Regions from separate parts of the Mus musculus genome. Here all the other regions are linked to region 3. A link is a loop called in an ENCODE intact Hi-C map of the cell type or tissue named here. Cell type or tissue: left cerebral cortex. All regions are shown on one strand.

The links. Peaks named below come from ENCODE experiments on the same cell type or tissue, not always from the same donor. Only the 100,000 strongest peaks of a DNase experiment are listed, where the experiment ranks them.
Region 1: it touches region 3 in a loop (2.5-fold over the local background); 10 of 42 quality-filtered maps call a loop at or near these places.
Region 2: a loop joins it to region 3, with 2.8 times the contacts of the local background. A loop is called at or near these places in 2 of 42 quality-filtered maps.

What each region holds. Positions count from the first base shown.
Region 1 is chr1:57,944,733-57,952,732 of GRCm38, forward strand. It overlaps Spats2l (spermatogenesis associated, serine-rich 2-like), which reads left to right. Exons shown (of 14, transcript NM_144882.4): 14 at 1,336-3,665. The coding sequence ends at 1,731. Among named protein-coding and RNA genes, the nearest start is that of Kctd18, 21 kb to the right of the region's middle. In left cerebral cortex, a CTCF peak has its summit at 4,683 (motif pointing left); a DNase peak (open chromatin) is centred at 4,674.
Region 2 is chr1:57,870,828-57,878,827 of GRCm38, forward strand. All of the region lies in intron 4 of Spats2l (spermatogenesis associated, serine-rich 2-like), which reads left to right. Among named protein-coding and RNA genes, the nearest start is that of Kctd18, 95 kb to the right of the region's middle. In left cerebral cortex, no CTCF peak of the experiment used is centred here; DNase peaks (open chromatin) are centred at 1,109, 1,303, 3,412, 4,223 and 3 more places; H3K27ac peaks cover 403 bases.
Region 3 is chr1:57,770,294-57,778,293 of GRCm38, forward strand. Spats2l (spermatogenesis associated, serine-rich 2-like) reads left to right here and starts at 4,568. Exons shown (of 14, transcript NM_144882.4): 1 at 4,568-4,731. In left cerebral cortex, CTCF peaks have their summits at 3,807, 4,930 and 6,807; DNase peaks (open chromatin) are centred at 3,877, 4,162, 4,551, 4,903 and 2 more places; H3K4me3 peaks cover 2,379 bases; H3K27ac peaks cover 2,268 bases.

The DNA of each region.
Region 1 (8,000 bases), 170 kb after region 3:
TTATGTGCTTGTGAGTCTTGTCAGAAAAGAGCACAGAAAGTGGGAGAGTTCCAACATTTTCTACATGTAGACCCGGGCAAGCCCTGTAAACTAGCTATCCATATCTACACTGTGAAGCAACTGAGAGCCACCACCTCAAGGATGACTGTGATTTAGATGTGGTTACATACTTCCTGAGTGCTGTCGTCTACCCGACCTCCCACCCCCGTCACCTGTTGACTCTTGGAGTCTTTAGCTTACATGGACAGTCAGCTTTGGCCTGTTGTTGCCTTTCTACCCATCCATCTCTTCATGTTTCTGGCTGCTGATGGCTTGCTGGCTTGTTGAAGGAATTGATTTTTGGTATGAGGCTTTTGAGCTGATTGGCTTTAAATTACAAAATGTTTTAGAAAAATTACCTCTGTGACCATAGCACATTAACTGCTTTCCCGGAGGTCTCCCAGGTACACCTCATCCCTGTATTTGCCTGAAGTAATATTTCTGAACTGTAAGAATGGTTATTTTGAAATAAATTAGGGAACCTGTTTTGCAGAAGAAAATTCATGGGCAGAATGTCACTTCTTTCTTCATACATGTGATTAGAATTTAAACATAGACTGTACAGAATAGTCAACTTAGAACTTTTTGTGTTAAACTTTTTGTGTTAAAGATGATCTGTGTCCTGCCCATCTGTGAAATGAAACATATTTCATTGTATTACATTTTAAGCATACAGGAGTTTTTGGTTTGGTTTGGTTTGGTTTAGTTTGGTGTGGTTTGGGGTTTTGGCCTACTCTTTCTTTCTTTCTTTCTTTCTTTCTTTCTTTCTTTCTTTCTTTCTTTCCTCCTCCTCCTCCTCCTTCTTCTTCTTCCCCCTTTCCCCTTCCCCTTCTTCTTCTTCTTCCCCCTTTCCCCTTCCCCTTCTTCCCCTTCTTCTTCCCCTTCCCCTTCTTCTTCCCCTTCTTCTTCTTCCCCCTTTCCCCTTCCCCTTCTTCCCCTTCTTCTTCCCCTTCCCCTTCTTCTTCCCCTTCCCCTTCTTCCTCTTCCTCTTCCTCTTCTTCTTCTTCTTCTTCTTCTTCTTTTCTTCTTCTTCTCTTCCTCCTCCTCCTCCTCTACCATCCCCTCCTCTTCTTCCCCCTCTTCCTTTTCTCTTTGAAGATAAGTGCTTTTATTTCAGCTCCATTTACAAGGCTGTGGTTCTGGATCAAGAATTATGTCAACTTGACCTATTTGTATATTGTCTGTCTCTACTGTGATTTGAAAAACTTTATCTATGATATAGGGGACAGATTTTCCTGATGCCTACTAGTGTCTTCTATGGTTTGTTGACTTCAGACACTTACCTCCTCTTTTCAGCAGAATGGACCTTCCAGCCAAAGACGAAGATTTAATCCACAGTATCACAACAGGCTAAATGGTCCAGCCAAGTCACAGGGTGGTGGTAATGAAGCGGATCCCATGGCGAAGAGCAACAGCCGCCATGAACACAGAAGACAGCCACATAATGGTTTCCGTCCCAAAAACAAAGGTGGTGCCAAAAACCAAGAGGCCCCCTTGGGGACAAAGGCCCCAGAGGCCCCCCCACATTCTGAAAAGGCCCGTCGAAGGCAGCATGCTGCAGACAACTTAGAGGCCAGGCCTTTCCGGGGTAATGTTAGTAGGGTTTCACAGTGCAATCTTTGTCCCTCTAGAATAGAAGTTTCCACGGAGGCCACGGTCCTCTCAGTCCCCGCTGTGACGTTGGTGGCCTGAGCTGGGAAAGAAGAGAGCAGGTTTTGCCTGGCTGTGGTTCCCTGCCCAAGGTGCTGACCCAATCGCTGCCAAAAGAGAGTCAATCAGAATATCCAAGTCCTGTATGTGTGTGTCATCCTCTTGCGATCATTTTTACTAATCCTAATACTCTGCTCTAGCTTGCTTCAGAACTCCCGTGGCTTTGCTTGATCTGTTGTTGCTTCTCCTCATCAAGACTTTGCATCATGTTAGCCAGCCAGTATTTACTCATTGTTAGGAAAATCGAGCTGTGGCTGAAGACCCGAGGCTCAGTTAGCAACCTCTGTTGTAGCTGTCAACCCATTGGTTGTCTTTAGAGAGTTAATGTTGAAACAAGGAACTCTTGGTCAGACAAACGTGATCAGCTGAAACACGTGTGCTTTTGTAGAGTTTAACATCTGGTGTTTTTCTGAAATATATATAAATATATATCTATAAACATATATTGCTTTATTTGAAACAAATTAAAATATGCTGCATTTGACACCTGGCTTGCTCTTTCTATCGATGCCTACCTTGTTGAATGTTTTCTGTAGCACCTTTGAGAAAAGGTTAGAGATCGGAAGTTCGGTGCAAAGCTCTGTTTCCTTTGAAATAAAAACTGAAGAAATAATGATACTCCCTCAGTTACCATAGGGAGAGGTGCTACACACCCCAATCATCTCGAATGCCATGTGGTAGTTGGAAACCTTGGACATAACAAAATTTACCTCAGCCTAGCTTACACAATAGATTATGAGTTCATTAGCCAGAGTCCAGTTTTCCCGATCATGATTTCCGCTCCCTTCTCTTAATTCTGAATTCTGTCCTCCATATTCTGACACTATATTCAGCATGATAATAATGACTAAGCCCCTGAGCGCTCTCACTGGCTTCCGTGTGGGACACTGGTCTTGTCAGAACTCACAGCAAAACTCTGGCATGAAGTTACTTGTTATAGACCTGACTGAAGATCGTCCATGGAGTGAATGAGTCAGTAGCATACACTAGTTAACGGATATTTTAGTTAGCATACCCATAGTCCACCTGTGGCACTGAAGCACTGCTTATGTAGAGGAGACTACTGTTGCATCAGGGAGGGAGAGTGGGCATAGAGTACCCCCAAACCACAGGGCCTCAGTTCCCCTATCTTTTGACTGCCAGGCATGCTTTGCTGACTGCTTTCATGTGCAAATGCACCCTTTCAACTCCATGTTGAGATTTTTTTCTGACAACCCAGGTTCACTGGTTCTTGTCCTCCAAACAGCTGAGCCTGCTAGCCACACAGGCATCTGTTTCTTCTTTTGCCAAGTACAGGCGAATGTTTGCTCTCTCCAGAGCTTTCTGAGGTCGCTGAGTGTACCCAGAGATTTAACAGGAATTCCAAATGTCAAGTCACATTCCAGGAAGGAAGGAAGAGAAACCCATTCAAATAAGAAAAGATGAATTCTTGGGACCATAGTCTCTGTTTACCCTGTCTGAGACTCTGAATTTATATCTTACAAATCAGAAGGATTTTTTTTTTTTTTACACAAGTTCTATGTAGCAAGATTCTGCTCAACCCCTGAAAAATGGCAGTTGGAATGTGGCAGCTGTAAAGGCAGAGGCAGAAAATTCTTACAAAATGAAAGAAAATGGCTGGGCCAGGTAAAAAATGTGCCTGCTTTGTCAGAGTTCAATCCAGCCACTCCTGTCTTCTCCCACACCCTCAGGATACCCTGGAGTTAAGAAAGCTCAGACACATTCCCAAGAACATAGCAAACACTCCCAGGTCACTGGAAAGAAGCAAAAGAATGATAAAAAGTATTCAGACCTGATCACATTGTTTCCTAGACTTTAGCCTTAGACTCTGGCATGTGATCATTTTTGAATTTGCATTTTAAAATGGTAATTAGATACTTTAGGTCTTTGAAATAAATACTCTGTCACATTTCTTCACGTCTGTAGAACCGTTTGTTTAATCCTAAGGATTTGAATCGTATTCTAATGTCTCTCACTGTATGAATGTATGCATGCGTGTGTGTGCATGTTCAGATGCATATGTGTAAATGGAAACCAGAAAAGCAGCTGTGTTATTGTTTATCCTTGGTTTTGTTCTGTTTTTCTTCTTTAAGATAGAGTCTCTCGCTGGTCTGAGGCTCCTAGGCTCGCTTGTCTCACTAGCTAGTGCATCCCAGGGACCCACTGTGGCTGCCTCCCCAGCCCTGGGATTACCAGTGCGCGCCAGCTTTTTATGTGAGTTATTGGTATCAAAGTCAGGTCTTCATGCATGAATGGCAAACAGTTTACCTACTGAATGATCCTCCGGCCCAGTTTTATTATTCTCAATAAAAGAGTGGCAAGCCCCCTTTAAAAGTCCTAGAACTATGAATACTCCTTATGTCTCTACTTAAGATACAGAAGTCAGAGGAATAGACAATTCTAAGACATTTCTTTCACAGATGTCAGAACCGTTGAATACTAGTAATGCATGCATAACTTCAGAACTCACCTATATTACACCACATAGATCTGCAGTCAAGACTCTGGAATCCAAACCCCAGGGAGTTCCCAGTTACATTCCAGATTTACACTTCACTGGAGAATCTGCACGCTCCCACTCAGGGGCCATGAGAAAGTCCCCTGCACACAGTGTGTTTAACCACTAAGAAACTGAACCTCAGGAGATGCTCAGTTTCAGGGAAGAAACTAGTAACACTAGTCCCCATGAAAAGCTCAGTCTTTACAGACAGGTTCTATTCATCTCAGAAACAGGAGTTCTAATTACACAGTCAGGTTAATGGGGAAAGTTACCAGCTACAAGTTTTTGTTAAAGTGATGGACTTGAGAATTCTATTTTTTCTATAAGCCTAGATTTGAACCTCAATCTTGATTTAATCATGACAAACAGACACGGCATTGTGTCCACCACCACCTTTTACACTCTGCCTGCTTTGCTGGCTTACCTAGGGTGCCCTCATGTGTCTAGCAAGAGAAATGTTTTTGTTTTTCAACAGACATTCTAGTGACAGCACATAAAATAATGGAATGGCTTTCCCCCTTCCCAGTCCAGAGTAAAACCTAAAATCCATGACTAGGAAGGCCATGATTCCAAATGACCCCAGGACAGAAAGATACTGATACAAAAAAAGAGCTAGCCGGATGCTCCACCATCTCTCAGTGGTCGCTCACCAAGTGACCAACAGAGTCGATTTTTCCTGAAAATACTGAGCATTTTATTTGTTCTAATGTTTGAGGAAAAACACGTGTGAAGGATTGGTGAGTCCTAGGGTCATTTAGCTAAGAATTTGAAGCACAACTTTAATAACTTACAAGACATTATAGGGTTTTTTTTTTCTTTATCCTCTTGCTTTTCATACCAAGTCTTTACAAGTCCTAAGAAATGCGTTTGTGTATTTATAGTTTCTGAGGCTTAGTCCCCATCCACAAAGGCTCATTGCTGCAGCTCCCTGGGCAGAGCCGTGGGGTGCGAATTGAGTTACTCTACAAATGCACAGCACTGCTCCCAGCTACTCTCACCACGCAAGCTTCCTGCATGTTCTCTTAGCATCATTTCCAGAAGCCCCTTTATCTAAGGACTGTCTCTTCCCATAGCCTAGAAGTCCAGTGCTACCACCAGGTTCATATTTTATAGGAGAAATCGCCACACTCAGATTCCAGAAAACAAAATTCTAAAGAAAATTTTATTTATGTGGGGAAAAGTATGTAGTAAATTTCCACACACACACAATTCAGAACCATGACTGTGGCAATGACCAAAGAACCAAAAAAAAAAAAATAATAATAATAATCTTGTCAAACATAAAATAAACCATCCTATTTGAAACCTGAGATACTCAACTTTGAATTAGATTTATGACATACTGGAGCCCCACTAGCCTGTATCCTTAAACACGTCTCTGTTTCTCCTACACACAGCCCCAAAAGTCTACAAATCACAGTCAGGTCTCTTGTAGCAACTGCACCGTGTCTTGGTATCTATTTTCTGTGTTAGTTGCTTCTCTGTTACTAAAGCAGCAATTTAAGAGAAGGATTTATTCCAGCTCATGATTTGAGGGCACAGACCATCATGGCGGGGGCAGCACAGCGGGGGTCAGCATGGCGGAGTGGCAGCTCGAAGCTGCTACACTTAGGAAGCAGTGATGAGTGCTGGGACAGGCACTATACCTTAGTCTTTATTAAGTAAATGCTTGATCAGAAAATAAAGTGTTCCTAAAAGCAGGCATGGCATGGTGGCACACACCTGCAATCATCCTAGCACTGGGGAGGTGAAGGCAAGAGGACCTGGAGTTCAAAGTCACCCTAGCTACCTATCAAGTTTGAGACCAGCTTAGGCTACACGAGAGAGACCCTCTTCAAAAAGCTGTGTTATTTCTAACTTTGTACTAAGATCAGAAATGTAATTGGGAACGCAATGGATAGAATTCCTCTTGGCATTCTTCAATTCTTTGTTGATTTCCTCCCTCTTAGTTCCACTCCTGCCTGCAATTGCCAGCTCCAATGTTCTCCTACTTGTCCGTACCCCCTAAGGAGGAGAGGCAGATATGTGCTCAGGTTGAGACACCCAGAAATCACAATTGGTCTCAGCAGGGGGGAAAGCAGCCCCTGCCACCTGCAGAAGGCATGGGGGCGGGGGGTGGGGGGAGTCTGAGGACATTTCTGATTGCTGACCAGGTGCCACCACCAACCCTCCAGTGCAAGTAGAATGACCAAGTGCTATCTGATCCAAAATGCCAACAATGCCACTGTGCTAGGTCTATCAGTGTTGTGTGCTGTGTGTCTCCCAAAATCACGAGTTCCCAAATGCAGCAGTATTGAGATACAAGGAACAAGGAGAAACATTTAGTTTACAGGGGCTCCATGCATGAGTGGACTAATGTCAATACAAAAGGTCTACAGGCTTTCAATTCAGTCTTGTTTTCTCATGCCCTCCTGTCCCTCTGCTTCCAACATGTGATGGAGCAGAAAAAGGCCTTCTTAATCTTAGACTTCCCAGCTTCTAGAACTATAAGAAGTCTTAGGAACACAGAAAAAGAAAGAGGATAAATAGAAAGGATTGAAAAAGAGACCACCCACCAGACGGGAGACCACCCAGAAACCTGGATGCCACAGGGTGCCCTTTATTCAAGTTGGCTACATTCTCTACTGGCTCCAACTCACTTGTCTGCGGACCAGCAACCATGATCTAAACGTGTGATTTCTGATGTCCTTACACCGTCTGTGTTGTTCACACTCAAACTGAGCTCCCAAGTCTTACAAATGAATAAGTTGGGTGGTGAGTTCCTGAAAGATCTGGAATTGAGCTCGAAATGTCAAAAGTTTTAAGAAACCTTGACAGAAAGAAGTGATTTTTGCCTTTTTCCAATTTGATCAAGTATTGTCTCTTCCTCACCCCCTCCCCACAAGCCCTTTGCTTTTGAAACAAGTTTCTTTTCTAAGCTCAACCTTCCCTCCACCCCCCGAATTCATACCTGGAGCTCAGCAGAATTTTACTAAAATAATGAAGGCTTTAGGGTAGAAGCCAGCATAAAGTCTTAAAAAAGCGAACCTTATAAAATGAAAATCTGTTAAACAAACAAATAGGCAGAACCTTGACTGGCAGTTTCTGTAAAATTCTATTTGTCTTAGCTACAGCCAACATCAGAAACCATCTATCTAGCAAATATAAAATGTGTATGGGTCGTCTATGGCAACACACATACGGAGAAGAATTGGCTTCTCTGTAACAATGGAAACCATGCGTATTTCATGAGGCTGACAGCAGTGTATGTGACAATGGCTCCTTCGAGGCTGCCCCACCAACCAACTTCTGTGAATGTGTAATTCTGTAAACAGCAGAAAACCAATTTTTCCCGTTAGCTATTCATGATGTTCCTTTTCTTGGTTGTACTACAGACTTGAAGTCCTGGGCACTAATGCATCCTCAACAATGCATCACTCACCCACTGACGAGGGAAATGGCAACTTGTTGACAGTTTCCAAGGGAGCGTTTCCACAGAAGGGATGGAAAGGTATTCAGAATAATTAAAAGGTCTTAGTGAACTTACAGTACACATGTGTACCTCACTTGCTCCAGTGGGAGCTCCACCCCTCATCACATTCACATTTCTTGGTTAGCATTTAAACATCAGACCAAGTGTGTACAAGCCTGTACAGATGTGCACCACCACCCCTCATAAGGTAACCCTCCGGTCATGTTAGCATCCTTCCTTCTATGGAAAAACTTACTACCACGGGCCTTCCCACATATTCAAAATGCTACATCAAAGTTT
Region 2 (8,000 bases), 100 kb after region 3:
AAACTGAGTTCTCCACGAAGTTCAGCATCCTCACAGGTTCTGGAGGAAAGACTATGGGAAAACCACTCCTGCCTGCCACAACCTATGATCAAGCAGACCCTTAAAAACACTTCATCCTGCCTTCTCTCAAGTGCTGCAAGCCTCTAGAACTGCATCCTGGTTCTGAGCAGATCCCAGCTAACTGTGCTCAGTTTCAGAAGACACACAGTGTTGCCACGATCCTCACTTCGGCTTTCCCCCTGACTCTGTCAGCACTGTGTTTACCTCATCTTCAAAGCTTCATTTTTCTTTCTAATCCTGTTCTGCTCGCCCCAAAAAGTTAATTTTGATTTGTGCCGGTGGTGTTAATTCCCAAAAAGTCAGCCGAGTAGAACATGACAACACTTCATACATATTGTTTTGCTGGCAGGAAGTAGATATTCGAAAAAGCAATTAAATTACGGAATCATCCTCGATGCAAAGGTACCAGCCTGCGAAGGGTATTGCCTTCCTCGCAAGAAGATGCACAGAAGACCCGCCTTCATTAGTGTGCAGATGATACTACTGGTCCAGCAAATGAAGCAATACATACACAGAATCCAAGCTCAGCGTGTGGGAAATGTGGCCAAAGCTGATTATAAAGCCTTTTGAGTGTTGCAGGAACTGCAAACCCATACATAACTGGTTCTTGGTGGTGCAAAGAGGAGGCCGTTGGGTGCTGGACTGCTGCCCTTATTGTAGCAGATAGGATAGTGCTCACCTTTAAGTGTGTAAAGTTCCTCAGGGCTGGAAGCAGCCATCTGCTATGCCCGGGACCTAGGAGGCACCCCACACATCTGTGGCTTGAATCTATTAAGCTTTTGAATACTGCAAGTTTCTTTCTGCTGAGCTGTAGGCACTGAAAAAGTAGCATAAAGACCTAGAATGTCTCAATGACTATGTCACTCAGTCCCCCACTCCATCCATTTAGCCACTCACCAGACACTATACCTCCATCTCCTGTGTGCCCCCAGTGTTTAAGATGCTGTGGATATAAAGTTTGCCTTGAGCAACTTACACTGCATCAGATACAGTCACACAAGTAAATTCTGGAGCTTGCGAGAGAGCTAGCGACAGTATGTGGGCAAGACTTGTGGCTTCTGGTCTCTCACTTTACAGTCTGAGTGCATTTGTTCTTAAAATCTTCCAGTTTTTTTTTCCTTCTTTGCCAATTAGATGGGCTATTTGACCGTGTTGTTTTTATTTCCAGCTCCATTTGTTAATATAGCCTTTAGGCACCTGCTACTTGCTCAAGAAAATGAAACCTTCTCAAACTAGTGCAAATAAAAAGAGGTTATTACACAGGTCTGGCAGGGTGCCACGTGACTTGAGGAAGTCAAGGGAACAGCAGGGGTGGGGGGCAGCTTTCTGGGAGGCTGGCCCCATCCATTTCTACTCTGCCTCTCTCTCACTCTGAATAATCCTTAAGAGTCTGATTGGTGCATTGTGGCCTTTCAAGCCAGCGGCTTCCTGACCATTGTGATTCCTTGTGAATATACTCTGATTGCTTCCTGGGCAGACTCACTTACCAGAAGGTGCAATTATAGATGATCAGTCTTGACTTATCGTGGTCTGACTTACAATTTTGACCCTCACGTTGGGGCAAAAGCAACACCCTTAAAACCGTTCTCGTTTGCACTTTGAACAGAGTACTAATAAGTTAAGATACTCGGCACATTACTTCAGAGCATGCTTTGTGTTGAGTGGCCGTGCCCAGCTGTAGGGTACTGCAAGTGTTCTGAACTCATGCAAAGCAGACAGGGCTAAGCTATACCATCCTATTGGGTTTAAGTGCACCAGCTGGTGCATTTATGGTTTATTTTAATTCATGTGTGCTTAAGTTCGTGGGTGTGAACATGTGTGTTACGTGAGTGTGTATGCACGTGTGTGCATGTGCCTAAGGAGGTTAGATCTCAATGCCAGGTGTCTTCCTCAATCCCTCCTTACCTTATTTTTTAGACAGTCTCTGACTGAACTTGGAGCTCACTGATTGGCTACACTGCCTGACTTCCTGTCCCCACCTTCTTATGGTTTTTGAGCATGCCCTGCTGCCACCCAGCTTTCCTACTTGGAGGTGCTGGTGATCCAAAATTTGCTTCTCATGTGTGTGCAGCAAGCACTTCCCAGCTAAACCATTCCCGTCCTCCAAACACGTTGTTGCCTTACCGTGCTTTTAACTTACGATAGACTCATCGGTGCTTTAACACTGTTAGGAGTCATAGTGCACCTCAGTCTGTCTGTCTGTCTGTCTGTCTGTCTGTCTCACCTGTTTGTTTGCATGTCTCTTCCCCAGCTCTGCCCCTGCCTGCACCGTTCCTGTTCTGTCCAGACATCCAGTGTCGGGACTAGACTTTTAGCGAGTGATTAAATGAAACTAAGAGGGAAACACATGTTGGCTATATTCAATATGTGATGAAGAAAGAACTTAGGAAAGATGTTAGGCACACTGTCCCTGTATCTGTGGAGGAAGAAAGTTCTCTAAGCCACTAGTTAAAGGACAATCTTCCCAAAATAAGCCTTGGCCTGCACATAAGCTACATGTTCTTGCAGTTTCAAAGCCATACCTTCATGGCCTATTGAGAATACTCCCACTCTTTTCTGTTTCAGACTTATTGAGCAGCTAATATATGTCAGACTCTCTAGAAGGCACTTTACACGCATCAGTTCTTCCCATTTTTACAGGCTGTGGCAGATAATAGCCTCTTTTTATGAAAGAGTTTCAAAGATCTGAGCAGTTGACCAAGGTCGAATGCCAGAGCCAAGATTAGAGCATAGCTCTGTTCGCTCCAGTGCTCTCTCCATGACATCTCTCCATCTAGAAAGCATCCTCCTGTCTGTGGGCAGGCATCCTTGCTCTTCTGTACTGCCATCATACCTTGTTCATACAAAGAACACAGCACTGATTCTCATTATAGAGTTCCCAGCCCAGCTGCTACACTGTACCTCCTTGGGACAGAACTATAGCTGGCGCTTTCTTGTATCCTCAGTACCTATCACTCAGAGCAGACTCAGCTGATGTCTGTCCTAAGCTGACTCTGGGAAGAGAGAGAGGCATACTGTCCACTTTCTTCATAGTCCCCAAACTCTAAAAATAGCAGTGTTCCTGATTAAATAGCAGTAGAACTGTAAGAATTTTAAAAGTGCACAAGTATTCTTCCAGTCTCTGATGGAATGTAGAGAACATACACGTTTTCTCTGCCTGTATAACACTTGGACGCAGTCAGTCAATTGAGACCCGCTGTGTTACTGTGGATGATAGACACAAAAGTAGATGCCAGTGGCTGTGTGGTAGCAGCATGCTGGTGGAGTATTTGTTCGGCTCCAAGCAGCAGCTGGATGTGGCTACAGGATGAATCACTAAATAAGCGGTTATTAAATACCTACCACACACACAGTATCAGTCACTGCAGAGTAGCCATGGTAACCATGCAGAAATGGCATTGGAGGATTCCACCCTCAGACTGCTTAGAGTCTAGTCAACACAGCTCGCACACAAATCCATAGGATAGCGGAGGTGCTCAAATATTTAAAGACACCTACCTACTGAGGAAGGGCTTTGAAGTTGAGTCAGGAATGCTTCTGGTAAGAAGGGTTAAGAAGGACGCCATGCATGCCTGGCCATTCAGCTGGAATATAAGAGTGGGGACAGATATCTTAAGTCAAAGGAGGGCCCTGATGAAGGAGCGGGGTGAGGAGTCAAGCTGGGTACGGGGCACTTGTCTGTGCTAGGTAGAGGAACAGCGTCACTTGGAAAAGCAGGCTGCTGCCAGGGTGCCCTATGGCCTTGAATGTCAGAGTATACAAATTGCATTTCACTGCTAGTTCTTCGGTAAGGGAATAAGATGGTTGTGATTCTGTGGCCATCTCCCCATGTCCATGTGTTCTAAACCCAAGAGTTCAGGTCACCACAGATCAAGAATACTTTGGAAAAAAACTAAACATGTATAGAATTTTGTCTTGTCATTATTTCCTAAACAATGCAATATAACTATTTTCATGGTGTTTACATTTGGAAGAGGTATTTTAAAATATATATTTAAAGTACCTAGAGAATTTGCATAAGTACATGCGTACCCATTTTTGTAAGGAACTTGGGCTCCTATGTGTTTTGGTATCTTGGAATCCTGGAATACATCTCCCACAGGACCACAGGAGAATACATTTTTGAAAGGATGGCAGCATCAGAGTGAATTTCCAAGGGAGAGACTAGAGTGGAGAGACTGGCTATTTTGTGTCTGTTGATAATGCTAGGTCTTGGCTGATCACACAGCAGTGGAAGTCGATTGAAAAGTCTTCTCTGAAACTCCAGCATGGTTTTAGACCCACTGGTAAGCCAAAAAGAAAGCCTAAGGAGCCATCACAGACTGGCTTGATAATGCGCAGTGTGAACAAGGAAATCTGTTAACAGCCCTTCAACCAGCTATGAACCGAACAGCATCCCATTGCTTGGTTAATGCATGAGCCAATAGGGTGGAGCCTGGTGCAGAATATGTCAGAGCCTGCAGGGCCAGATAGGAAAACCCCCGAGAAAAGAGGGAATCCAGATGAAATTTACTCCGATGGTAACATCACAACAACCCCTTTCTAAATAGCAAATTGAATTTGCTAAACCAGACATAAATTAGTAGAAGAGAAACAGATGAGCACGGTATTGGAAGGCTAAAGCAGTTGCTAAATGAAGCGCTAACTAGCCATCTTGACTGTCACCCAGCAGGCAGAATGGCTGCCTGGTGGGCACGAATGGACCACTCTGTTAGTTTGGCAGGGGAGTCCCTTAGGATTGCTGTCAAGGGCAGCATCTTCCAGCTTCCTTCCAAAGCTGCGGAAGGGCCTGGGGCTGTAGTGAGAGGCTGTGTGTGTGAGAGAAGCAATGCCAGAAAAGGCCTCTGCTACACAGCCACTGCCTGCGTGAATTTTATGAATTCTCCGTATGCAAACTCCCATTAGTCATGCATGGAAGGAGCCGTTCTGACAGCTCTCAGAAGCTGCATTTTCCTAGGCAGCCACAGCCACCGAGCACACCCAGGGCAACACTGCTTTGGCCACCCATCCCCTGTGTTTGCTGGCACTTGGAAATGAGATCTTTCTTAGACTTAAATACTCAGGCTCTTAGAGTCTGTGAATTGTAAATAGCAACTGACTGGTTCCTGCGTGTTTATTTGCGCACAGGAGCACATGTGATCTCTGCATCCTCCATGAAGTCCTTTCTATAAGAAATGATGCAGTGGATTTATGAATTGTGCCGCTCTCTTGGCATTGCCAGAGACCAGTGACCAGAGCAAATAGAAGTTAACCTAGACTTCAGCATCACTGAGGAATAATTAAGAACAAACAGGATACCCCCACCTTATTTACTCATTTCTGTAAAGCTTGAAATTCCTCTTCTAATTAAGGACCAATCCTTCTAGTTGGTACTACTTCTTATAGACTTGATATTGGAACTCAATTAGTGATGATATTCTAGAGAGACATTTGGAACTAAGATACATAAAATAAGGAAGGGTTGGAGAGATAGTTCTGTTGGAAAAATGCTTGCATGAGGACCTTAATTTGATGTCCAGCACCCACATTAAAGTTAGTCACTGTGATGCACATCTGTAATCCCAGGACTGAGAAGGTAGATTCCTGAAGCTCACTAGGTTTTAGCTCCAGGTTCTGTTAGAGTTGATCTCAAAATATAAGGTAGAGAGCCCTTGTAAAAGACACCAGATGTGGACCCTCGACCTTCACATGCACACATGTACACTCACCTCCTTATGGGCATGCACTCACACACACAAACACGCACACGCATGCATATACACACACACCAGTGACAACATAGTTCTGTCTGTCTGCACATAGCTGGCCATGCTCATGTGGTCTTTGTTTCTGATTTTACAAAGATGGGAAGAGTGATGCAGGCGTCTGAAGAGAAAGTGTCTATCGAGCAATGACTTACACTGTTTTTGCCTTAACATAATAAAACATGTTTTGCAGAGGAGAGTCTAGGAACAAGGGAGCAATTATTTTTATGTTGATTTTATGATTCCAGTCTTTGCTAGTCACACAGCTGTGTGTAGGTGGCTTGAAAACTTTGGTCTAACGTTACAATAATGTACTTAAGGTAATTAATAACTAAGCATTTTATTATTCAAAAAGGCATGCTTGATGTGGCGATAATGATGGTCATTATTATGAAATTTTACATATGAACAAACTGTAGTGGCTTGAACTGCTAAAACTGTATTTATTTAAAAGGCATTAGGAGTATAATATAGGTAACTCCAATGCACTACTAGATACAAGGCAAACATTATGTATTACTACTGTTAATGACTTTCCTGGGCTGGCTTTGGTTTTTGTTTCTTTGCATTTTGGTTTAAATATAAAGGTTTATACATGCCAGGCAAGTGCTCTACCAACTGAGCTCCATTCTTGACCCCATCTTAGCTTCTTCCAAAAAACCTGTTAATGTTCAATGAGAAAGAATACCAATCTTTGAAACATGCGTGATAAATAGATGAGATAAGAGGACTCAGCAAACAACTGAGAGATGCTCACAAGGCCAGCATGATGTCATAGCCTTGTAGACCCTGCCTAGTCTGGTCTTGTTATGTCTGACCTCCACTGTGCTCCAACAGCCTCATCCTCTGTCCCCCATCCACACGGTGGAGTCCTGTTCTTCTTGCCCAGAATGCTTGCTCCATCCCTAGCCCTACCCCTAGCCCTACCACTACCCCAACCCTACCCCAACCCTACCCTTTCCCATCCCCTTCCCCCTTCCACCCCACTCTTCTCACTCATCCTCCACATCTGAGTGTATCTATTGAGTCAGATGTCCCTGCTAATGATTTCACAGCATGTCTATGCACCTTGTAAGACTAGTCTACTCTGTGGTCATCTGAGCACGGTCTACATCCCTCATGACCTTTATGTTTCAGGAAATTTGATGCCTTGCCACACAATAACTTAAGGGTTCTCAACCTGCCTAATGCTGCAGCTCTTTAATACAGTTCCCTGTTGTGCCCCCAACCATAAAATTATCTCCTTGCTACTTCATAACTGTAATTTTGCTACTGTTATGAATCATAATGTAAATATCTGACATGGGGGATATCTGATATGCAGCCCCCAAAGGGGTTGTAACCCATAGGTTGAGGACCACTACAATGAGTATTTAAGAGGAGTATTTACAATGTCAGCTTAGTAGCACATGTCTGCCACTGGGGAGACAGAGACAGGAGAGTTTGAGGCCATATAATGCGACCCTATGTAAAAGAAATAAATAGTATTCACTGCGCTGGAGTTTTAAAGAAGGGCAGCAAAGCAATGAGGACTTAGATTTTTTTTAAAGAGTCAGTTTTTCCAATGAAGTCTAGAGAAACTAAGAACCATAAAATGTGAGAATAGTAAAAAACCCAAAGGAGTATTGACTGACATATACAAGCACATATTCTATTAGAATCTCCAAATATTTAGCATTTTTAAATGTCAGGATTTGAAACCAATCTTCTGGTCAATAATGCCAACATCTCTACAAGTCCTATGCCCACAGCCTATGCAATGTTCTCATTATAACCTAAATACTGCTATATACGGATCTGTGCGGAACAGGCAGCCTATTTTCTTGCATCATCAAAAATTACTCTGTACTGCTCAGTTAAATGTCTGGTCAATAGTGTCATATTACACATGCCATGCTTCTATAATCCATACCCCATGAATCCAATTATGACAAATTTCATTTAACTCTAAAACCCACTGGTCCTGACTTAAGTCTGAGTGGCTCGTGTATAGATTATACTGTTCTCTAATGAGCACTTCCCGCCGTCTCTGCACTGTGCTTGCATTTGTTAGTACAGAAATCCTTCTCATAAGATAGGGGTAAGATAGGTTATGCTGAAATGCATAGTACAGTCTTTAATAATCACAAGTTCGTTGAGATAAAGGTCAATTAATTCTAGCAGGCAACCAGAAAGAATCTATGCTACGTTTAATGG
Region 3 (8,000 bases):
TATAAAATAATGAACAATTTTATGGTTGGGGCCACCACAACATGAGAAGCGGTATTAAAGACTGCAGCCTTAGGAAGGTTAAGAAGCACTGATGTGGGAGACTCTTCCTGACTTCGAACCAGAGGTATAGTGAATGATTAGTGCAGCCTCACACCATGACCTGGAAAGCTGAGAAATAGGAGTTAGTGTGTGCCCAGCACGAGAGTGATTGGCCACTTGTCCAAAGTACTGTCTACAATTATGAACTTATTTTTACTGATTCCAGAGTTATCAGGGTCTGTGCTAGGTAGATTTATGTCAACTTGATGCAAACTAAAGTCATCTGAGACAAGGAGACCTCAGTGGAGAAAATGCCTCCATAAGATAGGTAAGTCTATAGGGCATGTTCTTAATCAGTGATTGATGAGAGAGGGCCCAGCCCATTGTGAGTGGCGCCATCCCAGGGCTGGTGGTCCTGAGTTCTATAACAGAGCAGGATGAGCAAGCCATGGGGAGCAAGCCAGAAAGTAGCATCCCTCCATGGCCTCTGCATCAGCTCCCACCTTCAGGTTCCTGCCCTGCTTTAGTTCCTGTCATGACTTTTCTTCAATGATGAACAATGATGTGAGCACGCAAGCTGAATAAACTCTTTCCTTCCCAACTTGTTTTGATGTTTTGTCATAGAAACAGAAACCCTAACTAAGACAGAGACAGAGCTTGAATCCTGACAACCCTAAAAAGGCAGGCTCAGCAGTCCATCACTCAATATGTCAGTAAACAGACAAGTAACAGTGGCCTGGCCTGGCCTGGTGTCAGAGGCTGTAATCCCAGCACTTAGGAAGTAGAGACAAAATCATGGGTTCAAGATCATTCTTGACAACATAGAAGCTCTAGGCCACTCTAGGCTATGAGTGGATGGAGAGGGCGGGGCGTATTCATCAGAGGAAGGATTTAATGTGCCACATTGGGAAGAGAAACAAATGAAGTCCAGTGTCACCCTCCCCAAATCCCAAAAAGGTTTCGGTTGTGAGTAAAAGGGTTGGAGGTATTTGTAACTAAGTAGTCCTGGTCAGGTGTGGCTCTGCCCACCACTGACCCATCCTTGTCTCCATTCCATTATCTCCAGCAATGTGGAGAGATGAGTTGTCAGAATTTCATGGAGACTTTTCCTATAAGACAAGTGCCCCTCCTGTTTCGGACTTTTCCTTCCTCAGCATGAGACTAGACTCCAAGGGAAATTCTAATTCCTTGGGGACGATTGTTTTCATAGTCTGATCCCTGGTGGGAAGAGCACTGTGTTTCCCTTTAGAATGTCTTCACTATTGCCAAGATATCACTTTCCTATTTGTAACCAAAGTGGCTCAGATTGTAATGAAGAAGCAAAGGGCCCAGACCCAGTGACTCCGAACAAGTTCTATTCCTTACTTGTGGTATGTGTCCACTAACGACCACAGATGTGGTACTGCTCAGTGTTGTCACTGGCTCCTGTCTGATGGAGCTGCCATCTCTATGTACCTCACTGTTCTCAGTACTGGAAAGAGATAACATGGAGATCTGTGAACTCTCTCCACAGTTCTACCTCCAATCACTCTCATCCACACCATTGCCTGAAGCAAGTTGCAGGGCCATAATCCAGTCAAACGAAGGGGTGAAATCCCATCAGTTAAAGAGCTGGAATATCTGCAAACAGGTGCAGTTTGTCCATCACCTCCCTGAGGGAGATAACCTGGATCCCACGCAGTGACTATACCCAGTCAAAGTCTGTGATCTCTTTGTGGTAGGCAGTCCCATCTAGCCAAATGCTGCCTGGTGCCCTGGAACCTAGCAACTACTTCACTCCCTGTCTATACCACTCACGCAGATATTGACATTCAAAGGGACAGTGTGCAACTGATGAAAGCCTTAAGCCAGCTTTCCTGAAGGTGTTCCTTGCTCTGAATGACCCACACCTACAGATTCGGAAATCTAGCACAATGGGGATTGAAAAGCTAGGAATGTGGCATTTGACGGAAATCAATACTGTTCAGTCAGCTTTACTGACCCCCATGCTTACAGGAAGCACACGGGGTTGAGAGTGGAGGAGACAACATGGCAGAAAGCGGTAGCTGCAGGTTTAAAATATCACTTTGAGATTTTAAACATGAGGAAATACAAACCAACACACTTTGCCCTTATATATTTAGACATTTGCTGCTGTGCCATTTGTTTGCTACAAAAGGGATCTCTAGTTTTTAAATCTAGTTAATCAAACAGTAAAATGAGTATAATCTTGCAAAATAATTCTGAAGAGAATCATACTGGCATAAACTCTTGGTTATCATTTCATACAATGTACTTTTTTCAAACAATTCTCCAACATCTACTTAAAAACACAAATTGGTTTTTGTTTTTGTTTTGTTTTGTTGTTGCTGTTTTTTCACATTCCATTTCTTTGGGTTTTTACCTTTCCGGGTAATATTAGTACAGATCTATTTTATATGATTTTAAAGATTGTTTACTCTTGACTCATCAAAACGCTGTCTTGTTAGTTATTTGATGTGCAAGACGCTTTTACTGATATTTCAGCAAGTGCTTTAAACCTTAAGGTTTTACTTTTTTTCAAACCAAATTACTTTGAGCAATCAAAGGTCTGAGTTTGATTTGAAACTCTCAATAAGACGTTCAGCAGTCTGATTTCTCTTGCTACGCCGGGTCTAACTCCTGAAAGATAGCATTGTTTCCTTTGGGTTTTCAGACCGTTGCCCTTTCTGGGCAGGGCCACCACGCCCTGGAGATGAGCTGGAGTCAGGTTTGTCCTTCGGTAACTGTTACTCTGTTTTTACATCAGTCCCACGTTTTGACTTCTCTGCTCTTGGCCCACAAAGCAGTTATTATTATAGGTATGACTTACTGGAAAGCCACCCTCAAATATGAAAAGGCCAGGCCTGGCTTCTGAAAACCCTTTCATCCCTCTGGTCTTGAAAGCATTTTTTCTGTCAGACTTCAGTAAGCAAGTTGGATTTGGAGTCCCAGGAAGGTTATGAAGTGGTAGAAGAAAGGAATGAAGCCAGAGTTCAATGTTATTTCCAAAGCCCATCCTGAGGGAAACGATAATTTATTACTTGTTTTTGGAATTCTAGTCATGGGGGAACCTTCGCTCAAAACTTAAACGACTTACTTTGCAAGAAGCCCTGAAATGTGCACCACACTCCAAGTTGAATCATTCCAAGTTACTAATTAATTCTTTCAAATTCAATAAGCAATAGGGTGGCATTTGTCCTTGACTTGTACAGAAGCTGGCTTTTCCGTCTGCACAAAGGTTGGGCCAGACTGGGTTCAAATTCTTCCTCTAGTTACTAGTTGAAAACTTAGACAAGCTATTTAACTTTTTGTCTCCTTTCTTTATTTGCAAATAAGCGAAAAAAAAACATACCTACCCACTGAGTTTATCTGAAGGGTTGGATCAGATACTAAATAAAGCACACTCATTCACCAATCCAGCCTATGGGGTGGGAGAAAACTCCCAGTCAGGTAAGAAAATGAGTTATTTCCTTTCATCTCTTCTTTTAATCAGAGTGACCTTTGTCAACTGGGCTATGATGTATTGTAGATCCGAATGTTACCTGAAAGTGTAATTCGTTTCAAATAACGACTCCCTTAAATGGAATACAATTCCGCTGTTCTGAGCTTGAGAGGCGAAACCGACTGATTTGATATTTGTAGAGGGCTGAGAGCCAGGAAGCCCCCCACCCCACTCACCCAAGGAACAGTTACTGCTCAGAGAAAGGGCGGCTAGGAAGTTACCCTTCAAAAATAAACCTGAGAGCAGCCTGCATTTCCCTCTGCTGCCTCTGGAAGAGGTGTGCGATCTAAAGTGCGTCCATCATGAATAATGCTTGCCTTTCCTCTCCCAACTACTGCACTCCCAGGCAGAAACATCACCAGCCGCTGCCACTGGGTAGCTCAGGGCAGCTCAGTGGGTGATCACGCACGATTAGATGCCCGCGTGAGACCCGGAGTGAAGACGAGGAGCCAAAACACTTCAGCTCAGTCTGATTTCAAAGGTCGGGCTGAGCCCCCAGAGCTCATCCCAGGGCCTGATTTTCCGCGGCTTTTCCGAATAAGCTATCTTTGTTTACATTTGAGCTTGGCTCACTCCCAGAAAGCATTACTACCTTCTGTCCGGAGAAGCATCTCGCCTTTGCAGACGGTGCTGGGGCAGCAAAGTTCGTTTTCCTGGGTAGGGAAGAGCGATTCTCTTGCTCCTCACGCGGGTAGTACCCAGTGTTTGGACAGTAGTGGGCAGTTTAGGGTAGGTGGAGGTTTGGAGGGGAAGGGGAGAAGGTTGGTGCGGGGCAAGCCAATGAAGTGCTGAAGCTGTATGGGGGATTCTTCTAGAAAGTAGGGTGGGAAAGGAGCTAGGGAGGGCGTGTGGAGGGACAGGATCCGTGTCAGAACGTGCGTGTGAGCGGATACAAAACCCAGGGAGGCGTGATCGGCGGCGTGTGTGCAAGCCCGAGCGAGGGGCGCCGGCGGGGTGTGTGCTCCTGGTGAGTGACACGGAGGGGCGGGCGGCCGCCGGGAGGGGGCGGCTGCGCGGGCGGGAGTGTCCCTGCGTGGGGCTGGCGGCGCGGAGTTGAGGCAGTGAAGGAATCCAGCCTGCCCAGCGGCCCAGCGGCCCTACCGCCGCTTTCCCTCAGCTCGCTCTCCGCGCTGCAGGGGCCGCCAGCGCCGCGCCCCGGCCCGGGACAGAGCAGCCGCGCTCGCAACGAGGTAAGCCCGGGTCCCCGGGTCGGGCGGCTCACCAGGGCCTGCGTGGCCAGGGTGGGGGCGATCGACCAGCCGAGCGCCCGAAGGCCGCCTCCCGGGGCACTGGGTGTGGCCCGAGCTTGGCCGACCGGACGCGGAGGTCGCGGTCCTTGCCTTCCCCCGGCGGGTGGTGGGGACAGCGGCGGAACCGATCGCGGACTCGGCCTGCCCTGCTCCACGCGGGCGCCCCCCTGCGCTCCAGCTCCGCGCCGCCGATCTGCCTGCCCGGAGCGGGGCCGCAGGTCCCGAGCGCCCCGCACCCCTCGGCACCGGCGGGATCGGGTCCCAGCGTTCGCGTGCGCGCGTCGAGGGCGCGCAGGGCAGGCGGGAGGGGGCGCCCAGGCCGCCGGACCGAGCGATGTCATTGCAGGGTCTGGGCAGAAAAGCCCCCCGGAGCCCGCGGGCGCCGCGGACTGCAGCCCGGAGCGAGGGTCGTTTCTGAGTCGCGGAGACAACTTGAGTTTTGCGCATCTGGGGAGATAGCAGAGCTTCTGGCGCTCTGCTGGGAGTTCCGTGTTTACTGCGGACACCGGGGTGAAGGATCCAGCCTTCACCTGGACGGGAATGCGACGGAAACCTCCCATCCTTTCCTTCCTCCTTGCGAGTGGAGCCTTCCAGTGCGCAGTAGGGTCGGCATTTGTGAACTTGATGGGTTTTCGGCTCACAGCAGTCCTGGTTTTTAGCAGGTGCCAAGGTTGTGGAGACCTGACACACTCATTAAAGATTCTTTGTAGACAGCATTTTGCTTTGAGTGCAGCACAATCTCTATAGTGTGAGACTAGCGAAAAACCCTTGAACTTCAACCACAGCGCCGTCCTTTCCTTCCATAAAACACATGTAATATTTCACTTGCTTATTTAAAATACTAAAGTATCTGACCCCTTTGCAGCCCCGAAGATTTTAAAGGGGAGAGGGACACGGAAATTTTAGAATTTGTGCAGAGATAGAGTAAGGTCGTGCGGTCTTTATACCGTCATTCAATTTTGTTTTAGAGGAGCATTCATTGCTACTCAGACTCTGTTTCCAGAGAGTAAGCAAATGTGCAGTATGGCAGAGAAAAGAAAGGACAGGAAGTCAGAAATAGAAAAAGACTATTCAAGTAGTAGAAAAAAATATTTTGAAAGAACTCTTTAAAAAGTTGCCTTCTGGATAAAATATTTTATGAGCCTTATGAAATTGTGTTACTTAACCAGAAAGCACTGTTCTGGGAAGATGGGAGACAGTCTTATCAAGGAACTGTAATGCTTTAAAAAATCTGTATATCTGATGTTTGTTGGTTTTTTAACCAGGAACAAAAAAAATCAACTTTGGGAATGATTTTCTATTTGGACAAGGCAAATACTACTTTAGTCTCTAATTAGAGTTTTGAAATAAACTCAAGCTGGGTTAAAAACCTTTTTCTGTAGAGCAACAGAACAGAAATCATGTCAGATTCCGTATGGCTTTAAACACACACACACACACACACACACACACACACACACACACACACACACACACACGACTAGCTCCAAGGGGGAATTTGCATAAAAATACAATTAACTTGAATGCAGAGAATATTTAAGAGATGAAGGGGAAAACACTGAACATCTGGGAAAGGGGTGTATTAATTGGCAATTTTTGTTCTTTAATTTCTGAAATATTAAATGAGTGCCTAGGAATCAATTTAGGTAGTGTGCTAATTTAGTCAGGCAAAATGGCCAGGGCTTCTTTTGTGTCTGTTTTGTTGTGAGGAGCCCCCCACCAAAGTGGTCAATTGCTAGTTTCTCTGCTCGAACTAATTTCAAGTGGCCATTGTGGGAAGAGGTGATCAAAGGAACAAACACTTAGGGCACAGCATGGCAGCCAGTGAAGCGCTGCCACGTAGGTCACCTCTACTTGGAAACGGCAGCTAAGCCTTAGAAATGCCTCATTTTTAGTCTACAATCAGAGGCTAGTACCATTGCTAACAGTGGGTGTTCCTTCATGGCTGGGTGTTTTTTTTTTTTTTTTTTTTTTTTTTTTTTTTTGGAAGGGCAAAGGTGGTCTCCCCTGGAGGATCTTTACAGAACTACAGTCAACATCTTAGGAGATAAGTCAGGATACCAAGTGTCAGATCCGGTTTTGATAAAATGGAAAAAGTAGAAGTTGCTTATGGCAAATTTTAGGCTGCTGCCACCACTCTCACCATATGACAAGAGAGTACATTTTGTATGTATCTAATAGACACTGCTTAGTCACTGTTGCTTCCCTGGTGACCATCTCTGGTACTTTCATTGTTACTTGACTATGATAATCTAATCTATATGTGTATGTGAAACAGTAACTTCTATAAGTAAGACACAGGATGTAAGGGCATATGCCATGTGGACAGACTTATAAATGGTTGTGTGCATTGATCGCTGAATGGTTGAATGTAATTCACCTAATCAGGTCCTTCTACCACTACTCCACCATCAAGTGGAATTGCACAATTAAAATGGAATTTGCATTATACAAAGAGTTAAAGGAAACAGTAAACATTATAGGAGAAAAGCAAACCTTTTATTCCCTTTCCTCTTTTGAAGACAACTCTTATGAAGGTGTTATTTCCTTAACACATCAAAATGGCTAATTTAGGGCCGTGAAGCTTGTTATATAAATAGGCCATATGTTGAATTCCTACCAGGATTTATCCATTCGGTGTATTATAATGGCTAGGACCCCCTAAACACCTTAGTAGAGAGAAATGATCTGTGAAGGTTTACATCCACAGTATGTAGCATTTCCATTATGCCTATTTGATAGCTCCTACTCTTATTTTCTTATAAAAAATTCTTAAACATTATCTACCATTCTATCATAACAGATCTTTAGCTGTGGTACTGATAACTCCCCATTCCTGTTTAGCTCTTGCATAACAGACTTTTCATGTTGGTTGTCTAGTCTCAGACCAAAGACTATGGGCATGATAACAGCATCTCCTCACAGCTTATACTAATCTTGTGCCTTCGATGATGAAAGATCCTTCTGTTTCTTAATACGTTATGGTTTCTCTGGATCACATGGTCCAGGAGTCCCTTCTGGTTCTCCAATAAGAAACTGTATCAGATCTTAACCTTTTCCTGTGACAGCTCCTGCCAGTAGACCGCCCTACCTTTCCTTTTCGTCCCTCACTCCTTAGAGCCTGTGCCCTCAGGCCAGCCTTTGCTGTCTGCTGGCAAATTTTACATCCCTCCTCATCTTCCTCTCTTTACCATTGAGTTCCCCAACCC